Linked DNA regions of Mus musculus: region 1 is linked to region 2. Evidence: chromatin loops called from intact Hi-C (ENCODE). Cell type or tissue: left cerebral cortex. All regions are shown on one strand. Each heading gives the region's core, and the rest is flanking DNA. Links, peaks and the distances in the headings are about the cores only.

Region 1 (6,793 bases), core at 1,641-5,640, 69 kb before region 2:
TATCAAAAAAAAAAAAATTTTAACCAAGTCTGTTGAGAACCCACTTTTATTTCAGAGTTCCTTTTGACCTATATAACCACTGAATACAAATAGGTTCTCAAAAGTCACAAAACTCATTTACCTTCATCTCAAAGCAGACTTTGCCTTTTGACACACCGTAGGAAGCTCTTCCTCCAGCCCACAGGAAAGCAAAACTCTCCATAGTAAGGGAAGAAGCACTCAGACGGTCTCTCGAGATTTTAAAATGCAGATCACAATTATCTGAAATTACATCACACATTATCCTTTTGATATCCAAACTATTTCAGCTCTGAAGACATAATTTAGTCTTTTTTCCCATCTAATTTATTACTGCAGAACTTTTAATACATGCTTTCCTTCCTATTCTCATTTTAAGCCCCACTCCCCCAAGGCAGCCTTCACTGACCATATACTTAAGTCAATTGCCAATTAAAGCCAAAATTTGCAGCGCTTTTAAAGTATGTTAAATGATTTAAACAACGCAACATTAATACATACCTGCTCTGCTCTTTACCTTGTTTTAGAGGCAAGCAGTAGAGGACAGCAGGAAATCAAAGTGTAGCAAGCCAGAACCAGGTAGAATTACCAGTGACAATTAAAAACTGAAGGGAAGCCACCAAATATTTAAAGAGAGCTGCTGATTCTGTGCTTTGTAAACTAACATTAGGGTTCCAGAACCTTAATTCTGAAAAGTTGTCACTAAGCCAGCTTGAACCCATAAACCTGGAAGTCTAACAAATGTTAATGTGTAGCCTTTTAAGGTTCCTTTACCCAATCTGAAAAGGTGTCACAACTAGGAATTAACTATTGCCTGGATTATACAAATCCAGTCTTAACCTTACTATCTTTGGGTGACAAGGGCTCATTAACTGGCAGCTTCTCAGAATTCTCACTTGGCAACTAATGTTTAAATTAGGGAGTGGTTCATTTTTATTGAACTTATCTGCAGTTTGATATTCTCCTTAAGCTTTGTTCATAAAATTCCTGACTGCTGACAGAATTAAAATTCGTATATTACAAATATTATCTGACTGGACTCAAAATTCCTTTAAGTAGCAATGTTAACTCTTCTCTTGAATCATTCCTATAACTACCTTAAGAATTTCAAAGTATTTTACATTTCAGTAAAGACCAAAACTTCCAAAAAAAAAAAAAAGTTGTTTTCTCCTTTCTTTCAGGTCATTAACTGACTGTAAAAGGTATGTAGTTAGAAAGCAGCCATGTTTTACACTTAACTCTCAGGGCTCTGAACAATTTGTACAGGGAAAACATGAGAATCCAAGCTTTTAACCCCTTCTACCAAGTGAAATCCTGTAACTAAGCACTGATTTGTACTTTTTTTGTTCTGCTCACACCAAAAGATATGTTCTTATTAAATACTAAACTGACTTCTTTAAAGGATAAAAATACAAATCTGACAGCTAAAGCCCATTTCATGGTTTGCAATACTTCCTCATATTCAATTGCAACCCAACTGGGTTAAGTAGCATATTTACAGTGCTGCCATTGATACCATTCGCTGCTGAAGAAAGCTAGTGGCTCAGATAGCCCACTGCTGCTGCCCCAGGTCTTTGGAAGAAATCAACTTATGTTAAAGCAGCAGCTACTGAACTGGAATTGAGAACAAAAGAGCAGTTATTGAAAGTTAATATTACAATCCTTAGAATAGGGAATACACTTGTGTGCTAATGGGAAAATCAGTAAGTATTCAACTAGCCCAAATAGCTCACTTAACATAGTTCCACGAGAAAAAACTAAATCATGTAATCTAAGGACAAGTTACAGGCAGGTTTTTAAAAAAACAAGTTTCTGATAGCCGAGCAAAAATTATTTAGTTTTACATCCCCCAAGTACTGAGAAGTTTCAACTCGTAAATATTACCAATTACTAGAGCTTGTTAAATCAATACAACTGAAGTGGTATTAATATTAAACTACTGTAGCCTGAGCATTAAGCTACTACCTTCCTGCTTTAAAATAAGTTTCTTAACTGGTTTTTTCCACTTTAAGATCAACACATTTTTCCTAACACTTAAAACCAATGTTAACACTGCACTTGAAAACTAGCAAAGAGCGGGAAAGTCCGCCTCACTTACAAGTATCAAGACAAACCACTGTGTCATCGAAGTGTTCGTCTTCTTCTTCAACAGGTGGCTGAGGAGACTTGGCTCTGAAAGACAGAATTGTCTCCTGATAAAGCTTTCCCCACCTTGTATACAAAAAGAGCGGGCGACTGTTAAAACTGGGTGAGGAGCCTCTACCTGCTGTACTTGTTTTCTTCGATGTACTCAAAATACCCTCGGCCATGATCTTCTCGCGGTCTTTTAACGCCTCTCTTTTTATCTCCACCTTTCTGTTCTGTTTTGCCGTCTCCTATAACGACACAGAACACCGCCTTAAAGCATCAGGCCGAAAACTAAATAATGCAGTTAAGCACCTTTTGTGTTTCGAGCCTCAAGAGCTGTTACTGATTATTTTTTTCTGACTGATTCTTTGACTTTTTTAATCGACAAATGAAAATAAAAAAGTCTGGACTTGGACTGGACACAGTGACGCAGTCTGAAGACTGAACTTGCCAGCCTACCGCAACCTTCCAGAAAGCATTTTTTAAAAAGAGTTTAAAAAAAAAAAAAGCGGGACACCGCCCGGGCCCACGTGCGCCGGCCGCGCTCAAACGAGGGGGGGGGAAGCCTGGGCCCACCTCCCCTCCCCCACACGAGCCCGCGTGCCCCGCCGCCGCATTGTACTGAGCTTCCGCCCCGCTCCCCGCGCCTGCCGCCGGAAGTGACGTCACCACGAGCCCCTGCGCTCCTTGCACAATACCGCGGCGCTAAGCCGCCAAAGCCCGCCCGCTCCGGGACCTTCGGGCTTCTCCCCTCCCCCCACCGCCGACATGTGCCCGGACCGCGCGCACGCAGCGCCCCAGCGGCCGGCGCTCCCGCCCGGCCGGCCCCCCCACCGCGGCAGCTGCAGCGCTCCCCCCACCCCGGCGCCCGACATACATAATGGAGGCGCCGCCGGCATGGCGAGCAGAGCCTCCCGGGGCTCCCCCGCCCCCACCCTCCCGCGGCGCTCGCCCCGAGGGGCCCCGGCAGGCCTGGGGCACGGTCCCCACCGCCACGCGCACCCATCACGCAACACTCACCCGCCACCTTCCGCCTTCTTACCTCCCGCCTGCTGTTGGCCCTGCCTCGCCCCTGGCGGCGCCACCGTCACCGCGAAGAGCGAGGTGGGGCCGCTGCTCTTGCCCGCGGCCTCCTTGCCGGCACCACGCTGCTGGGAAGGCTGCTGCTGCGCCGCCGCTGCCGGCGGTTGGGACTGCTGCTCCCCGTGACCGTTCTCGTCGCCCGCGCCCTCCTCCTCGTCGCCGAGCTCGTCTTCCCCCTCCTGGAAGCCCTGGTCGTCGCCGTTCTCGTCTTCCGACGCTGCCTCCTCTTCCTCCATCGCGCCGGCGTCAGCCGCCCCCGCCGCCCCGTTCTCCTCGCCCAGCTCCATCTGGTCGCCGTCCAGAGCGGCGATGCCCTCCTCCTCCTCGTCGTCTTCGGCGCCAGCCGCGGCCTCCTGCTCTAGGCCCGCTCCCGAGCGCCCGGCCGCATCGCCACCTAGGTCGAGACTGCCGTTCCCGGGCTCCATGGCGGGGCGGCCTCCTGCCTCGTTGTCCAGCGCGGCCTGGAGTCGATCCATGAGATCGGCCTTGAGGCCCTTGTCGGAGAGGCGCCGCTTCTTGAGCTCCTCCTTCAGCTCCGACACCTTCAGCTTCTTGACATTAACAGGCGAAGAACTCATGTTGAGGGCCCCGGTTCCCCGCTGACTGCTGGCTCCCTCGGCCTGTGGCGGCGGCGGCTGCTGCTGGTCGGCCCGGGCGGCGGCTGCGGCTGGAGATGGCTGAGTGCTGCTGCAGAACGGACCCGCCTGGTGTCGAACGGCGCCAATTCCTTTCACCGAGTTCGCGAGGCAAGACGCGGAGACTCGCCCGGCGCGAGCGAGCACGCAACGTCCTCTCGCAGGGGCGGCGCCGCGCACGTAATATAGGCGCCCCGCCCCCTGCCGAGGCGAGGCCCGCTAGAGCGGCTGCGCGCGCAGGCCCCGCCCCGCCCCCACTGCGCGACCTCCGCGCTGGGCCGGACCGCGCAAATGGAGGCTCTTAGAAGCCACCTTTCGGTTAAACGGACCCGCCGCAGTGGCCGCCGGCCTTTCCGGCTCTTGAGCCGCCGCGCTCCACCGGCGCTCTGCCTTCTGTGTCCTGGCGGAGGCTCTCCTCCACCCGCCTTCAGTCCTCACCTGGCATTTTCCACTCGAGAACAACCTCCTTTCTTCCATCTTAGTTTAGTTTTTTGGTTTTCGGGTTGTTTTTTTTGTTGTTGTTTCTTGGGTTTTTTTTTTTTTGTTTTGGTTTTTGTTTTTTTTTTTGTCCCTCCGGCTCTAGGTTTAAAAAACTCTTCAAGTTTCCACCGCTGCCCTGTAGAACACCCATAGGCGATTGTTATGCAAAGGTGGTGTTTTGTTTAGTTTTTCCACCATTTAACTGCGTTTTTAAATTTTACAAGTCCTGCCTTGCCAGTCGGACTTATTTTAAGTTCCGCAAGGGCGAGGCCAGAGCCTTTCTTTTGTCTCTTCCCCAACCAGTGGTGCAAGGTTTGGGAAAGAGGCTTGCTGTACTCCACCATGCCTAACAGCCATATAGAGCGGGCCTTGTGTTGCTACTCACCGTATTTTCTATTGACCTTTGAGTAAGCCTTAGATTTTCATGGAAGTTCCCCTCGTTGTACTATAAAGATAGGCCTCTGTCCCCTGCAAATCTGATCCACCAGTTTGGAGACCCTTTAATTACAGATGAGGAAGACAGCCAGCACCCAGCTAGATTATGCACTTTGATCCTCTCCCTGTTTTTTCAGCCACTCTAAACATGTTTGTATACCTGCTGACTTGTCTACAAACTGGTAGTAACAAAAGGCTGGGATTTAGTAAAAAAAGAAAACACCTGTAGTTCTATTACTTGGCAGAGTGAGGCAGAAGTATCAAGAGTTAAAAGCTAGCCTGGGCTACTTAGTAAATTCCAGGCTTATCTGGGTTGAATACCAGACCCTATCTCAAAAAAGAAAAGAAAAAAAATTATGATTTGTTTTCTGGCATTAAATATGTTGTGTTCTTGAAACTTTTATATAGAATTTAATTTCTACACTGGGGCCTTCCTGTGTAGATTGCACCCAAGCTATGCTTGGTGGTACATGTGTATAATTTCAACACTTGGGAGATACAGGTAAGATGATCAAGAATTCAGTGTCAGCCAGGCAGGCAGTGGTGACACCCAAGTTTGGCTCCAGCGCTCAGGAAGCAGAGGCACCCCACCCACCCACCCCCATCCCCTCACCCCCACCCCCACCCTGTCTATGAAGCCAGTTCCAGGACAGCCAGAGCTACACAAAGAAACCCTGTCTCAAGCTAAGCAACTAAGCAACTCAGTCAATAAAATTCATTGTCATCCTTGGCTACAAAAGTTCAAAGCCAGTAGGAGATACCTGAGACCCTGTCTTTACAAAAACCAAGCACACCAAAATGTGAAACTATATATACTGGTGCACTGGTGCTCTGGCAGTAAAGCTGTGGTCCCTGTATTCCTCCTGTTCATCTGAAACTTAACGGTACAGAAATGAAACCTATCTGTCCAATATAATTTAACCAATTAATAAAATGATTTGTTTATTTGGTTTTTTTTTTTTTGAAGGGTCTCTGTGGCCAAGGCTGGCTGTCTATGCCTCCTATGCACTGGAATTAGAAGCATGCATTACTGCTCCCTGCTGCAACCATTTTTAAAAAGCATTATCCCTGGGGGGCTGGTCAGACATCTTAGCAGTTAAGAACACTAGCTGTTCTTCTAGAGGTCCTGAGTTCAATTCTCAGCAACCACATGGTGGCTCACAACCATCTGTAATGGGATCCGATACTCTCGTCTGGCATTCAGGTGTGCATGCAGATGAAATACTCATGCATTAAAAAAAAATTAATTTTTTTTTTTTTTGGTTTTTCGAGACAGGGTTTCTCTGTATAGTCCTGGCTGTTCTGGAACTCACTTTGTAGACCAGGCTGGCCTCGAACTCAGAAATCAGCCTGCCTCTGCCTCCCAAGTGCTGGGATAAGACTACTAGAGAAGCCCGCCAACTATAAACACTATCAAAAAGTGTTATCTGTCATATACCAGTTGATTGTGGTGTAGAAAAGCACAAGAGCTGGCCACCACAAGAGACAGCAGGAAGGACGTCACGCATGTATATAACCCCAGCCCTTGGGAGGTGGATCATAAGGTGAAGGCACTGTCAGATACATAGTGAGTTTAAGGCTAGTCTGGGTTACAGGAGGTCCTGTCTCAACGCTTCTCAAAGACTAGAGATGGCCAATAAAATAACCACTAGACACATATAGTTACCTAAATCTAGCCTAATGAAAGCAAAATGAAAATTCATTCTTCAGTCACACTAAGCACTTTTCAATATCCTTCACAGCCAGTCGCCTGTATAACATATTTCCTTCACAGACTTCTTTGGGACAACAGTTAGAGCAAGGATACAGCTATATATAGTCTAGCTGTGACTCAACACTTGATTTTAGCCAAAAGGCCAAGCAGCAATTAGATATGACTCAATTGCCAGGCTACATGGAAAATTGGCCCCAGGAATGGGGATAAAAGTATGTCAGATCCATTGATAGACAAATACGTGTATGTGTCTGCAGTTCCCAATCTGTGTAACAAGTATGAAGAAGAAACTTAAGGGTTT
Region 2 (6,793 bases), core at 1,339-5,338:
TTTTTCTGTGTAGCCTTGGCTGTCCTGGAACTCACTCTGTAGAGCAGGCTGGCCTTGAACTCAAAAATCTGCCTGCCTCTGCCTCTCAAGTGCTGGAATTAAAGGCATGCACCACCACTGCCTGGTCTTTCTTTCTTTTTTACTACCTGCCCTGCAGTATTTTTTTTTTTTTAATTTGGCTTTTTGTTATAGGGTCTTAGACTATTGCGCAGGCAGACCTTGAACTTTCAGAAATCTTCATCCCAGCCTCCCAATGCTGTGACTATAGGTGTGAATGCTAAACCTAGATCAACAGTGTATTAACTACCTAAGGTCCAAGCCTTTTGGTTGTAGTTTCTTTTTATTGGTGCTGGGGATTGGACCTAGGCTTTTATGAATGGTAAGCATGTACCTTTTACAGTTGAGTAAAATCTCCATCATCATGCTGACCTTGAACTCACTGCTGTATGAGGGTGACCTTGAACTCCTGATCCTCCTGCCTCCATCTCCCAACTTCCTCACCTGATTTGATGGTATTGTTTTAAATTTTCAAGAAGAACTCAAAGGAGTACAAACTAATATGATTTAGAATAACTAAAATGAAATACTTTATTAGTTTAGTAGAATGTACAAAATGTTAGGAGGGGAGTTACAGAGAAATTTGCTTAACTTTTAAATGTTAACTAGGTCTATGAACAAATGCTTATGTAAGGATTCCATTTTTTTACCATGTGCTGCCAATACTTTTATTGATACAAAAATATAAAGCAAGAGGAAAATCTGTCTTACAGTAAGTTCATTGAATCTGAGTGGCTTGGAAAAGTCATTGAGAACACTAGCTTGTTTTCATTTTTAAGACCTATATTATTTCAGATTAGATGTCAGTGTGTGCACCTGAAGTTCTAGAAACTCATGAAGGCTGAACAGAAGCATCACTTGAGCCCAGGAATTTAAGACCAGTCTGAGCACCTAAAGAGAATCCTTCCTCATACAAAACACTAAAGCAAAGACACAAACTACAAGCTACAGGTGCGTGCGCACACACGCACACACACACACACATCTCTCACACACAATTCCAGTCAGAATGTCCCAGTGTATAGAACAACGTTACTGGCTGGAAATGTATGTGGTAGAAACAAGTAAATAAAATAAAAGCACTATAAACATTTTGAAAACTTTGCCTATGGGACCATTGAAGAGGAGGTAAAGATAAGGGGCAGGCAATGCTCAGGGTCACCTTCCATCAGGAAGGGACAGTTCTCTTCCTTCCCATACTTGCTACAAAGTCCTTCATCTTCAGGGAGAGTAAGGGGAACACACAGAATGTAAATATTAATATAAAATAAATAAAATATTAATATAAAATAAATAAAATATTAATATAAATTACTCTTCCATATTTTGGGGTGATTAATTTACTGTATGCTTGAGTTCATCTTGGAAGTCTTTCTTTTCTTTCTTTTCCTTTCTTTCTTTCTCTTTCTTTTTGTTTTATTGTTTTGTTTTTGTTTTTGTTTTTGTTTTTTTGAGACAGGGTTTCTCTGTGTAGCCCTGGCTGTCCTGGAACTCACTCTGTAGACCAGGCTGGCCTCGAACTCAGAAATCTGCCTGCCTCTGCCTCCTGAGTGCTGGGGAAATTTGCTTGATATGCACCATTTTCTGATTATTCAAATTGTAGTTAGACACTTCATCAAATCTTTATTGCCTATAGAAAAAAATATTTTAATGAAGAGTACAGTTGGCCTGCTTTGAGGGTTCATTCACTGAGATTACAGAACTTCGATGAATAAAAACTAATAATAAAAAATAAAATACTGAGATGTAAAGTGAATAAATAACTATATTAAAGAAAAATCAAGACAAAACAAAGGCCTCTACATTTAGTTACTTTTACAAAAATATTTAAATAAGTACACATATACCATGAAATTATCATTAAAGATTAAAACTAGATATTAATTTGAGTCACATTGTTAGACATTTCAAAACTGTTGGGTTTTTTTTGTTTGTTTGTTTGTTTGTTTGTTTTGGGGGGGTTTCATTTAAGGGAGAATCTTAGTATTCTGAGCTTATCCATCAAATAACAAAACACGCGATAGCCAAGTTTCTCAGTACTCAAAATTCTCATCGGAAGGTCATGCCAAATTGCACCATCAACATACAAAATGTGTGTATCCCTGAGAACAGACCGTCAATTTATTTGTTGCTATGAGAACACTATTTTGTATCAGAAATTGCAGCCTTGGCGACGCAGTGTTTGCGCCTATTTTGCACATGTTTTTCTACAGCAAGTCCTCTCTCTCTCTCTCTCTCTCTCTCTCTCTCTCTCTCTCTCTCTCTCTCTCTGCGATCCCGGGGAAAGGCTGGGCTTCCTCCTGCACTGGCCCATGTCCGTTTTCGCTCCAGTTCCGTGACTGGCAGAGTGGCTCCGCTCAGGAGAGGGTGACGCCAGAGAGCCACAAGGCCTGGCTCGGGTGGGGTTGGGGTGGGCGGACGCTTTTCGGGGAGGGACCGTGTAAGGGGCCGCCAGGTCTGCGCCCGGTTCTGGGGCGCACCTGAGACGGCCGGGAAAAAAAAAAGCTGAATAAAATAAGTAATTAAAGAAATGAATAAAGAAATAAGCAAGGCACACTACGTCCTTGACAGTCACAATCAGGCCCAGGCGGGTTCCGGAGCCTTGTTAATAAATGACGCCCCTAGGCCCAAAGAACGCGGGCCTCGGTTCTGGTGGGGGCGGGGATCGGGGGGCCACCGTGCATCCAGGGGCTTTCTCCGCCCGCGGGGTCCCGCAGGGTTCGTGCTGGATGTCTCCCGGGCGACCGGCTCCGCACCAAGATGGCGGAGGAAAGGGACGCGGAAGGGACAGGTAGGACCCTGCCTGGGGTGCCACGACGTCGCCTCTGCGCCTGAGGAAGCGCCCCCCGGCCAACATCTTGAGCCCCTCGGCGTGGCGACAGTGGGCTGAAAAGCGGCGCCAGCCCGCGTCCCCACCGTCCGCCCTCCCGTCCCCTCGAGAGGTCTGCGCGGGCTGTTGTAGCCCCCGCCGGGGAGGTTCATAATGGCGTCCTTGTCCCTGGCACCTCCCCTCCCCGTGAGGGCGCCAGCCGCGGTCTGGGTGGGCTGTGGGTAACCCGGAGGGCGGCCTCATGGAGGACTGGAGCTGCGACTAGAACCTGGCGGGATCCTCTGCGGCTGTGCCGAAACCCCGCCCAGCCCGGCCCAACCCGGCCCCAGCCGCCTCCATTTTGCCTCCTCCTCCGCCAGGCGGAGCGCAGCCTCCAGGTCAGACTGGGCCCTAGCGGCCCGGGTCGCGCTAGAGCCTTGCATAAGGAACACGCACTTTAATCACTTTAAAGAAAACCCAGCCGGGACTTGTCGGGCCGCCCAGACCGGCCGGGTACCCGAGAGGCCTCAGGGGACCCGAAAAACTAATGTTTCATGTTGAACTGCAAGACCTTTTGAATTGTTGCTAACCCAGCCGAATGACTTAAAATCGGATCTGTGACTCAACAGCCATTACGTGATAAATTGACAACATCACCGCTAAATAAATAGTCAAGCAAGCCCTAAAATAGTAAATGGCAAACATTGCAAAAAAAGTGAAAGTAACACTCCATCTTTGCTGACTCTCTCCCCTCCCTCTTGTATTCCCCCACCCCCACCCCCACCCTCTGGTTTGGAACACAGTAGTTAGGTTAACAACTAATATTTACACGAGTTGTTTAGTCCATTGTCATGGTGATTACAGGAACCCAGCAGGGAAACTTGAGACCCTAGATTTTTTTTTTTTTTTTTTTTTTGGTTTTGGCTGTCCTGGAACTCACTTTGTAGACCTGGCTGGCCTCGAACTCAGAAATCCGCCTGCTTCTGCCTCCGGAGTGCTGGGATTAAAGGCGTGCGCCACCACTCCTGGCAGCTAGAGATCTTATTGATGACCTGTGATTTATAGATGGTAAAATTAATCTCAGAAGTCGGCATTGTAGTATAGAGTTTTAACTCTACTAAGGTATCAAGATTTTTGTGGTGCTATTTTAGAAATGGAAGGTTTTATTCTACTTTTTTGTTGTTGTTTTTACAAAGAATATGAAGTTAGAGGGCAGGGAGTGTCGGTGAGGTGTTGGGGGAAGGGAAAGAATATGATCAAAATATGTTGTATAAAAAATGTTTTAGGTGAGTCGGGGGTGGTGGTGCACACCTTTAATCCCAGCACTTGGGAGGCAGAGGCAGGCAGATTTCTGAGTTCGAGGCCAGCCTGGTCCTACAAAGTAAGTTCCAGGACAACAAGGGCTACACAGAGAAACCCTGTCTCAAAAAAAAAAAAAAAAAAAAGTTTTAGGTAAAAAAAAAAAAAAAGCTTCCCCAGAAAGTATTTTTTTTTTTTTAGTTATACTTTTATTACCCCCCTCAAAAAAAGTAAAGGAGAAAATCATTAGGGGATGAATTATTTTTTAAATTAATTTACCTTATGTGTATTGGTGTATTGCCTTTGTGTATGTCCTTGTGAGGGTGTCGGATCCCCCAGAACTGGAGTTGCAGATGGTTGTGAGCTGCCATGTGTGTTCTGGGAATTGATCCAGGATTCTCTGGAAGAGCAGGTAGTGCTTCTAACCTCTGAGCCATCTGTTTTTTTGTTTTTTGGGTTTTTTTTTTGTTTTGTTTTGTTTTTTAAACAAAATCTAAATCATTTGGTTTTACCAATGAAAACCCGGGAGCCAGAATCTGTGGTGAAAGTTTGCTAGCTCAGAGAAGCAGAGAAAGCACCCAGCTGACCCTGCTCCTCAGCCAGTGTCCCAGACATTGTTTTTTTTTTTTTTTTTTTTTTTTTAAATAATCCTATGTTTACTCTCTGTCAATTGGTTGCTTGTTCCACCTCTTAACTTATGGTTGACTTTATTTAATTTTGTTTATAATATTCAAGCAGAGAACTCTTGGATAAATGCATATGCTAAAGCTGAAACACACCACAACTAGAGACACAATAGGTGTTATTAACACAGTGGGAACAAATATCCATCTCTCCAGACCCCTCCTTTTCTTTTTAAGTTAAAGACTTATTTAGGGTAGCATTGGAGTATACTGCAAGTTTTTACAATGTAAAATTATACACACACACACACACACACACACACACAACACTTAGGATCTCACCTTGTAGCTTTGATTGGTCTGGAACTCCCAGAGATGCACCTGTCTGCATCTGAGTGAGTGCTGTGACTAAAACTGTGTGCCACCACACCCAGCCTGATTTTTACAGTTGTTATCCCTGCTTGAGAGAGACAGAGACAGACAGAATTTCTGTTTCTTTAGTTTCCAAAACATATTTTAATGTTTAGTGTAAGTTTAGGAGAAAAAACAGTTCAGTCTGCAACTAACTGTGGAAGTAATGGCTGTTGAAAGCTGGATTTCATATATTCAATTTCTTATATATTTAATGCTTGCTTCATGGAAAGTAGTCTGGTGAATGTTAAACCTGAAAATTGTGATGAGGAAGATGGAATCCATGGTTGTCCAACTGAAGTAAGCTTTATTAAATACTGGCCAGGAAGATGGACACTGGCCATGTCCCTATGTGGGATTCTTACAGAAATGGTGATGAATTCCATCCTTCAGGTGCCTGTTAGGCCAGGCTCATGAAACTCCTTACTTTCCACCTTGGTTCACTGGGGCAAGCATACATCCTGACTTCCTTCCTGCCTGTGCGTCTCCTGCCTGGATGTGACCAAGCACATCCTGTGCAGTTGGGACAACAAACTTTGTTTATTGAAGGGGAACAGGGATTCATTATCTGACAAAAACAACAGCCCTCTGCATTCCTGGGAGTTATCTGTCCTTGGGCGAGTGGGGTTTAAAGCTTAACTTTAGCCCTTACATCAGGGCAGAACTTTAGTGAATAGCGAGATGAAGAAGGCATTGTCTTTGTCCTCCCCAAAGGGGAGGTTATCAGTAAGGGAGATAAGAGAGGAAGAAATGGAAAACAAGAAGCCAAGAGGAGCAATAGGGAGCCAGGGCCAAGATAAGATCCTCAAGGCACACTGTCCAGCGTCCTGCTTCCTCTAGGAGAGCTTACTTTTCAAGGTTCTGTTCAAATTTGAATCTATCAGTGGATTGAAACGGATTAGGTTGGTGCCCTCAAGATCCGGTTGTCTCTGGAAAAGCCCCTGAAATACATCCAGAGGTATCCAGTCAAGTGGATAATATGGATTAAGAATGGCCTGGGGCCTGGCGGTGAAACAGGATTTTAATCCGAGCCATCAGGAGGCAGAGGCAGGCGGATCTCTGAGTTCCAGGAGAGCCTAGCCTACAAAGGACTACAGGGAGAAACCCTGTCTAAAAAACCCAAAACTTAGAAAAGAAAAGAAAGGAAAAGAAAAGGAAAAAAGAATGATTTGGGATTTTCATGTATTTAAAAAATACTTTCTGTGTGGTTATATATGTTGATGTTATGTTTCCCTGTAGCTTATTTTGTGTTTGAACAGCATAATTTTCTTTTTCCTAGATTTCTGTAATTAGCTAAATAGCAAATGAATTAAAAAATTTAAAACCAAGTTAATTTTAAGTCATTTATCTTTTTTTTTTGTACTGAAAGAGTATTTAAAATGTGATAGAAAAAGCTTCTCTTTTTGAAGTTTTATCATTTCTTTGAAGTTTCCCCAGCATTTTTTGTTTGAGTTTTTTTTTTTTTTTTCCTTTCTGGTTTGTTTTGTTTGCTTAAGTGGATAGTTGATGAGGTTGTCATTTGGTTGGAGCTTTTAATCCCAGTGTTCATGTCTCCTAGAGAATTTTACACAGTACCAGAAGGCTCTTCTGTTTG

Evidence for each region. Peaks named below come from ENCODE experiments on the same cell type or tissue, not always from the same donor. Only the 100,000 strongest peaks of a DNase experiment are listed, where the experiment ranks them.
Region 1: it touches region 2 in a loop (7-fold over the local background); 21 of 42 quality-filtered maps call a loop at or near these places.

What each region holds. Positions count from the first base shown.
Region 1 is chr1:178,333,766-178,340,558 of GRCm38, forward strand. Hnrnpu (heterogeneous nuclear ribonucleoprotein U) reads right to left here and starts at 4,050. Exons shown (of 14, transcript NM_016805.3): 1 at 3,188-4,050; 2 at 2,282-2,393; 3 at 2,117-2,190; 4 at 122-261. The coding sequence starts at 3,806. In left cerebral cortex, for the core only: a CTCF peak has its summit at 4,138; DNase peaks (open chromatin) are centred at 2,189, 2,361, 2,832, 3,522 and 2 more places; H3K4me3 peaks cover 3,307 bases; H3K27ac peaks cover 2,803 bases.
Region 2 is chr1:178,403,286-178,410,078 of GRCm38, forward strand. It overlaps Efcab2 (EF-hand calcium binding domain 2), which reads left to right and starts at 2,733. Exons shown (of 7, transcript NM_026626.3): 1 at 2,733-2,848. The coding sequence starts at 2,818. In left cerebral cortex, for the core only: a CTCF peak has its summit at 3,270; DNase peaks (open chromatin) are centred at 2,383, 3,105 and 4,149; H3K4me3 peaks cover 1,779 bases; H3K27ac peaks cover 1,939 bases.